2 separate regions of the Homo sapiens genome follow, and region 2 is linked to region 1. The links are chromatin contacts, found by Hi-C or POLR2A ChIA-PET in ENCODE. All regions are on one chromosome and are shown on one strand. Each heading gives the region's core, a stretch centred on a gene start or an enhancer-like site at or near the end of the contact. The rest is flanking DNA. Distances are from core to core; before and after follow the strand shown. Region 1 overlaps CCN2-AS1 (CCN2 antisense RNA 1). Region 2 overlaps CCN2-AS1 (CCN2 antisense RNA 1).

Region 1 (3,790 bases), core at 929-3,428:
AGACCCATTTTAAATAAACTATACAATAAATAAGTAAAGTCCTGAAACTATGAAAATCATGGCTCTTTCCACTATTAGGCATTCTTTCTTATGATTCACACAATTTTATGCATCTTTTTTTGGCTACAAGTTCATCCTCATATTAAGTAAAAATGGTTTAAAAGTAAACTGATTGATGTGTCAGCATAATCCAAATACGGCTGACATCATCGTATAAGTAAGTATTGTGCTAAAATCCTGAAGTTAGAAGGTTTATTGTGAGTAAGAAGCCAAAAGTTCAGACATTCACCCAAAGTTGATCCAAACCTTTTGGGTTGGAAATATTTCAAAATTGGGCTTTCCCACAAAATGGCCTGTATTTCCTGTTTTGGCTAAGCTGGAAATGCAACAGAAACAATACTTCTTATGGCATGTCATTGCTTCTACTTTTGGTCTGAAAACACCAAGCAGAGACTATGAGTGTGATGAATCAAAAGAATAAAAGTTGAGTGGAGAGATGTCCTGGGCTAAGAAAGAGTTAATGGGAACAAAATTTCCTAACTTGACCACCAGTTAACCATAGCTTGGATGCCCAGTGTGCTATGAGTCACTAGCAACTGGCTCCAAAATAACACAAGAATATCTTAGGCTAGCTCATTACTGGAGTATATTGTTTAAAATATTTCCAGAAAAAAATTAAGCAGAAACAGTTACTTAATGGATAAAATGGTATTCATGTAAATTCCTTTTTACAGAATAATCTGGAAATGAGATGCACAAACAACTTGCCAGGGAGTCTGACAATGCTATTCATAACCTTCACTTAGAGATTTTAGGCAAAAATCACAGCTACCTTCAACAGCGTTGATAATAATAACGCTTCATGGGAAGAGTGTGGAATTGCTAAAAACACAACACACTGAAGTCTCAAAAGTTAAGTCTCAAAAGTTTTATAGATTGTGAATATAGGGGTATATTTTGCATCTTCCAAAAGGCCACTTAATGCTTCCTCTAACTTAATTTCTTAAAAAAGAGTCTTTAAACTTCTTACTTTATTAACTTAAACCACTAATGCTCAACCATTTGGTTAATATAGTTATAGGATCTGTACAATATTGATTGTGCATACGCAAATAAGAAACCAAATTTGGGAGCTATTATTCTTTTTTACTTGATTGCTCCATAATAAATGAGGATGGACAAGGCCCTTAACGTTGCAATATGGAAATGCCCTCTTCTGTAACCTGGAAATATTACTTGTCCCCTAATAAATAAGTCCCAAAGATGAAGTACACCTCCTAAAATAAATAAATAAACAAACACATGAGAAAAAGAAAAGCTGTTTAGGATTTGAGGCCAGGACAAGAGCCTTAATAGTATAATACATTGATACTAACCTATAAAGGAAATTTGTGAGTCCCTGCAAAGAAGAGTGAAAACTTAGAAAATAATGAAATGAGACAGCAGGACAGAGACACAGATCTAGGTGTCACTGGCCTTCTCATCCATCCCTTCCTGGAGGTCTGTCCATCCTAGCAAAAGGAGCAGGCCCAGCAGCGTGGTGGTCAGAGCAGGGTCTTGGGGTTCTGAAGCATGGTGGTGCAGAGGTCCAGACAAGGCAAAGCAAAGGAGTGGAGGATCTGTAGCTCAGAACTAGCCCAAGGCAAGTTCTCCACCAAGATCACAGCAAGAACCAAGCAGGCCAAAAGTTAGTAAATTCTAGAATAAGCGAAGAATGCCAGAATCAGAAAGATAACGAAGGGGCCTAGACCAAAGGTGGGAGTAATAATGACCGTTCTAGAATGTGCTTTAGGTGGGTGCAGAGAATGGAGAGGTGCCCTATAGGCTGGGGCAAAAATCTGGCTGTGGTGTGCATTGTTTGGTTTCTTTGTTTTTCTTTTGCTGTTTTGGCAATCACCATTTTGCCACACTTCCTGCCTCTCCCTTGGTTTACACCCTTTATACTTCATCTGTGTGTTACTTAAGTATCCCCATGAGTTTGTACCCCAGGTCTGTATAACACTTGACATGAAAAACAGATTAATCAAATGCACATATGCTATGTTTATAATTCATTTATATGGCTGGGTTAATAATTTAGTAATTTCAGCTAATGGTTTAGAAAAAAGATAAAGTCATAATGCATTTCTTGTTCTGCAGCAGTCAGGCTTCCTTCCTGGAGCCACGCTGTTGGCAGACTGAAACAGGCATGATCTATGCTGTGGGACCACATTCAGTTGATGGTAAAGCCTAGAATAGCGTTATTGGACTTTAATCTAGCAAACTATGCGTGTTTGTTTGTGAAACTTTGACTCCATGACAAAGACTGTATTTGATTTAGGACTTGCTTCAGTGAGGCAATCCTGAGAAAACAAAACTCAAATTACACAGAAGCAAAATAAATACATAAAGAGTGGCTCTCCTAATTTATAAATTAAATGACAAGGAAACCTTTGTATAGTGAGCTATTTACTGGGGGCAAAGACCATGTCTTATTCATATTTTATTTCCCAGCATCTAAGCATCGTGTCTGGCACATGGTAGGCACTCTATAAACGTTCACTGAACTGAACTGAATTGCATCGCTTCATATCCCTACTGCTCGACCCCTTTCATCAGGTTAACAGCTGCACTTAACCTTGGCTCAGCCTTCGCTACCTCAGAAAGACCCTCCCTGACCTCATGTATTTGATCAATTCCCACTAATACTCATAAATATAATATCATGCATTCTCCTTCAAAGCACCCATCACAGCTATAATTTTACACTTACAACCATGTGTCACATGAGTATGTTTTGATCAATGATAGACCATATATGTGACAGTGGTCTCATAAGATTATAGTGAAGCTTTTATACTGTATTTTTACTGTACCTTTTTTATGTTTAGATACACAGATACTTATCATTGTGTTAAAATTGCCTGCAGTATTCAATACAGTAACATGCTGTGCAGGTTTACAGCCTAGGAGCAAAGGCTATACTGTGTAGCTTAGGTGTGTAGTTGGCTATAGCATCTAAGTAAAAACATTATGATGTTCTCACAATGACAAAATTGCCTAATGATTCATTTCTCGGAATGTATCTCCCTTGCTAAAGTGATGCATGGCAGTACTTACAAAGCTATTTGATATAAGCAATACAAACCATAACAAATACATTCCAAGGAGGCAAGGGCTGTGTCTTTTGGTTTTTGTTCATGAGGTAGATATTGTTTTTGTTGGCACTCAGTAAATTTTTGTTAAAGCAATGAAACAAGAACCCATGGTTTCCTCTCATTCTAATAATACTCACAAAGCCTCAAAGAATATGAGATAAATTATCCAGCACATATGCACATTATAGTTGGAGCTAGGAAAGCAAGGTTTTGTGACGCAGAACATCCAGATGGGAAGAAATTGATAAAGAAATGGAAAAACACAAATATCATTCATTATGGTCAGACATTATTCTCCATCCTGGAGTGTATCATGGAAATGTTTGTAGAGAAACGTTTATTCTGCCGGGCACAGTGGCCTGTGCTTGTAATCCCAGCACTTTGGGAGGCTGAGGTTGGAGGTTCACTTGAGGCCAGGAATATGGGACCAGCCTGGACAACATAGCAAGACCTCATCTCTACAAAAAATAAAAATAAAAAATAGGCCGGGCATGGTGTGCATGCCTGTAGTCTTAGCTACTCAAGAGGCTGAGGCAAGAGGATCACTTGTGCTCAGGAGGTCAAGGCTGCAGTGATCTATGACTGCACCACTGCACTCTACCTGGGCAACAGAGCAAGACTCTGTCTCTAAAAAGAGAGAAATGTGTATTCTT
Region 2 (3,929 bases), core at 1,073-3,572, 39 kb before region 1:
CTGAATTAAATTTCTTTGAGACCTAAAGCGGAAAACTCTGAACCCCTTCTCCTTTCCCCACTCTCACTCTTTCCCCTTTCTAAATTGCCAGAATAATGACAAAAACTGCTTTTCTCGGTATTATTTCATGTTGTCCCCCTGCCCTCCCCACATCCCCCCAATCTAAAACACTAGGGTCTCTGGCCTCAAGGGTGCTAGTCTGTCACCTTAGAAACTGTTTCCTTACAAGGCCATGGAATGGCAGAGGGCATGCCTTCGCTGCATACTTTGGCAACCATGAATTGCTGAGTGCTGCTCTCATGAATGGGAGTCTTTCACTGCCATCTGGACATGCTCACAGGTATAAACATTTTTTTTTTCATGAAGAGGTCCAGAGAATACACATTGCATCAGTAGGCCTCCTGAATGACAAACAAAGCCATCTCATATGTTGGGACAGCTATAATCACATCAGAGTTGATATAACATAGGTCTGTCTCTAATGGCATTGCTTCCAGACAAGGTCAAATTAAATGTTCAATTTAGACATTCTTCAGCTTTGTCAGGCAAGCAATGTGAATTAGAAAGAGGTATGGAGAGGGAGGTAGAAAGAGGCTGTCACTATGATATGGAAGACCACTGAGTTTTGCCCAAGTATAAATATGCTACCTTAAAGAGTCAAGAAGAGACCATTCACGCCTCACTAGCAATTCTCTAGGTGGAAGACCAAAAGAAAGGATTCTTTCCCTTGGCTTGGCAAAATAAGACTGGGACTTACTTCATTCAAAGGCATTTTTATGGTCTTCATAAACAAACATTACAGATGAAATTCTTAACATATTTATAAGAACATAGACTTTGTACTTGTTTGGGGGTGGCAGAGGGGAGAATGTGACAAGGGCTCTATTATGTTTTCCTGTAAACAAAGTTGCCATGAACTTGGAATTCGATCATATCCAGCTTTAAATTTTATTCTTCAATGTGTCTACTGTTTTGCTTGGACGTATTACTGCCCTTTGGCATAAAACTTTTAAATAATTTACTAAAATTTTTTTAGTAATTTTTCTACTCTTACAGATATAAGTAGTTGACATCTCTGTCAATTTTTTTCAGGTATGAGGTCTTTTACATGTCTCTAGTTCATTCATACACACATAGGGACAGAAGCAAAATATAGAATTCCTGCCATACTCAGCTATATAACAACAACAGAATTCTCCCCATGAACTAAGACTTTTCATTGAAAGAGATGAAGGAGAGAAATCTTAGGCAAACAACAACAACAACAACAAAACAGATAATAAGCCAGGCACAGTGGCTCATGCCTGTAAACCCAGCACTTTGGAAGGCAGAGGCAGGCAGATCACAAGGTCAAGAGATCAAGACCATGCTGGCCAATATGGTGAAATTCCATCTCTACTAAAAATACAAAAATCAGCTGGGTGTGGTGGTGCACACCTGTAGTCTCAGCTACTTGGGAGGCTGAGGCAGGAGAATCACTTGAACCTGGGAGGCGGAGGTTGCAGTGAGCCGAGATTGCGTCACTGCACTACAGCCTGGCGACAAAGTGAGACTCTGTCTCAAAAACAACAACTACAACAACAACAACAAAAACAGATACTAATATTCCTAATATGACAAAAAGGGCAACATGAAAGAGCCAAGAACTGTGGGCAGGGAACAAGTAGGTGTCAGTTTTCAGAATTTTGCCATTTGTGAAAAAGATGAGTCTTCTAAAAATCTTTACAGACTGACGAAAGGAGCAGGGAGATGGCCAGGTAAATTTTTACAAAAATTATATCACACCTAATATTTCTGCCACAACCACTGATGAATCTGGTCTGGTCTCAAACATGACTTGGAATGGACCTGGGAAGTTTGTAACAATATACCCCCTTGTCATAATAAGAAGTGGTATTTTTTCCTTGCTTGATGATAAAGCTTTCCAGTTCAGTAAAAATCTTTGTTGACCAGATATAAAAATGTTCCTTTCCAGCTGTTAAATTGACCCTGGGCTTTTTCCTCTCCCTCCCTCCTCTGCCTTTTGCCTTTAAAAGTTCAGGATGTCTCAAACAGCAACTGTTACATTCTGTCTAGCAAGCCTGGATTGTGGACAGTGATCTAACCTCCTGGAAAAAACATGGAGTTCACCCAAAAACTGAGAGAGACATTTCTCGCCCCAGCCGCCAGCTCATAGGTTTCAAAGCTCTGGGACAGACCTCATGAACATCTTGGGGCTTTAACGTGTAAGCTGGCAGCGCCAACTCAAACACAGAAAGCACTTCAGCAGGTATAAACAGCAGCCACACACCAGGCCAGGCTCAGAGGAAGGCGGGTGGGGGAAACCAGTCAGCAGCCCTTGCCTGCATCACTCTCCCTCAGCCTTCTGTGTCTGAGGACACACGGAGAAAAATTGGACACACCCCCTTTGGATGACAAATTAAGAGAATCAGAAGTCTCAGACTAAATGATTAAATGAATATAAAAATACCTTTCCTCTTGAAAAGCAAGAGATCTTGCTAGTGTGTACACACACACACACACACACACACACACAGAGAAGCATCTTTGCAGCAGTAACTCACCTATAATCATTTTGAATTGCTTGAAAGCAGCAAAATTAGCCTTTCACAGGAAATGTAGAAAATAAAGACACTTCTTTCTCCTTTGGGGACTTTGCTCCTTTTCTTCTCATATTCTCAGTGTTTGCCCTTTCCTCCGGGCCTACCACACTGTTTTAAGCATGCTTGGCTTTCCATATATTGATATTTATTGCTGGCCTCAGTTTTCAATGCTGACACTGGCACTAAATCTCAGTGCTTCTAGATCAATGTGTCTCATTGTACATTTAGAGAACAAAAGAGAATGTCCCCACCACTGAGGGAGCAGGCCATGAAGCTTATAGGATATAAATTGACTGGACTTACCTGGGAGCACTCCCTCTGCCCTCTGAGATTTTAAAGCAAGACAATTAACCATTACAGGTGCTATTCATTTTCATACAAACCATTTTCTAACAAGAAGGAAGTACATTCCCTTCCCCAAGAGAGTTTGTTGACTAATATAGCTTCTTAGAATATTTATTTTTAAGCTTATATTTCTTTATACTTTTACCCTATTTTGTATTTAGTTGAAGTTCACTTAATAAACTTTTAAAAATAACTTTCAAATTGTTTTTCATTCATTTACTCAACTAGCATTTATTGAGTGCCCACTAAATGCACTACGTTGCTCTTACAGATATAAGTAATTTACATCCCTATCGTCAATAAACACAGCCCCTAATTGGAAAAACGGTCTTTGAAATTATACATTATAAAGTTTGCCATACAAAACCCCTAAATCACTTGAATATTATATTCTCTAATCACCACTAAAATATTTATGGAAGCACATACTGCACTCTGAACTCTTCCCTTAATTTTATGGAGGTACAAGTCACAGAAAGCATGCTCCCTGCTACAAAAGGACTCACAATCTATCCGATTAAGGCATATTTCACCTGTTTCCTGCTTTATACGTTAAAACTAAGACATATATGAAATGAACATCTCTTTAAAAGCCACAGACTCACAATATCATAGACTGTTATACCTAATAACAATTGACAGGGTAGGCATATAGATATATGCCAGCCAAATTCTTAATGATAGAGTGAGATCTCTCCAAATCCATGAAAAACTATGCAGAACAATTCAAAATCATTTTAGTCATAAGCTCTGACTGGAGCTAAGTAGAAGAAATGTGTCCAATTGGTGGTGATTGACTTCTGCTTTTCTAAGTTATGAAAATCCAAAGATGTATAAAGCACTTCATAATGAGTTCATCTGTTTCTATTTTAAATCTTTTTATTAATTTAGTAGAAACTTGACTCTTACATCACTAAGAAGCCATACTTCGAAATAAAGTGATCTTTATATTGGTTTTGAACACTTCTGAATGACTTCTCA

What was found. A loop is a pair of places that touch in the nucleus more often than their neighbours do. ChIA-PET counts read pairs that join two places held with the same protein, here RNA polymerase II (POLR2A). Pooled maps may share reads with other maps.
Region 2: a loop to region 1 is called in a map of HepG2, with 6 times the contacts of the local background. The contact joins two enhancer-like sites. A Hi-C loop is called at or near these places in 5 of 168 maps with a recorded cell type or tissue (Caco-2, HepG2, PC-3 and 1 more) and 1 of 50 pooled maps. POLR2A ChIA-PET finds 5 or more read pairs at or near these places in 5 of 52 experiments (BJ, HepG2, PC-9 and 1 more).

What each region holds. Positions count from the first base shown.
Region 1 is chr6:131,979,604-131,983,393 of GRCh38, reverse strand. All of the region lies in intron 2 of CCN2-AS1 (CCN2 antisense RNA 1), which reads right to left. Among named protein-coding and RNA genes, the nearest start is that of CCN2, 30 kb to the right of the region's middle. Within about 2 kb of position 2,178, at least 4 of the 41 ENCODE cell types and tissues checked have a DNase peak (open chromatin) inside an H3K27ac peak, as active enhancers do.
Region 2 is chr6:132,018,629-132,022,557 of GRCh38, reverse strand. The region is part of intron 2 of CCN2-AS1 (CCN2 antisense RNA 1); the gene reads right to left. Among named protein-coding and RNA genes, the nearest start is that of CCN2, 69 kb to the right of the region's middle. Within about 2 kb of position 2,322, at least 13 of the 41 ENCODE cell types and tissues checked have a DNase peak (open chromatin) inside an H3K27ac peak, as active enhancers do.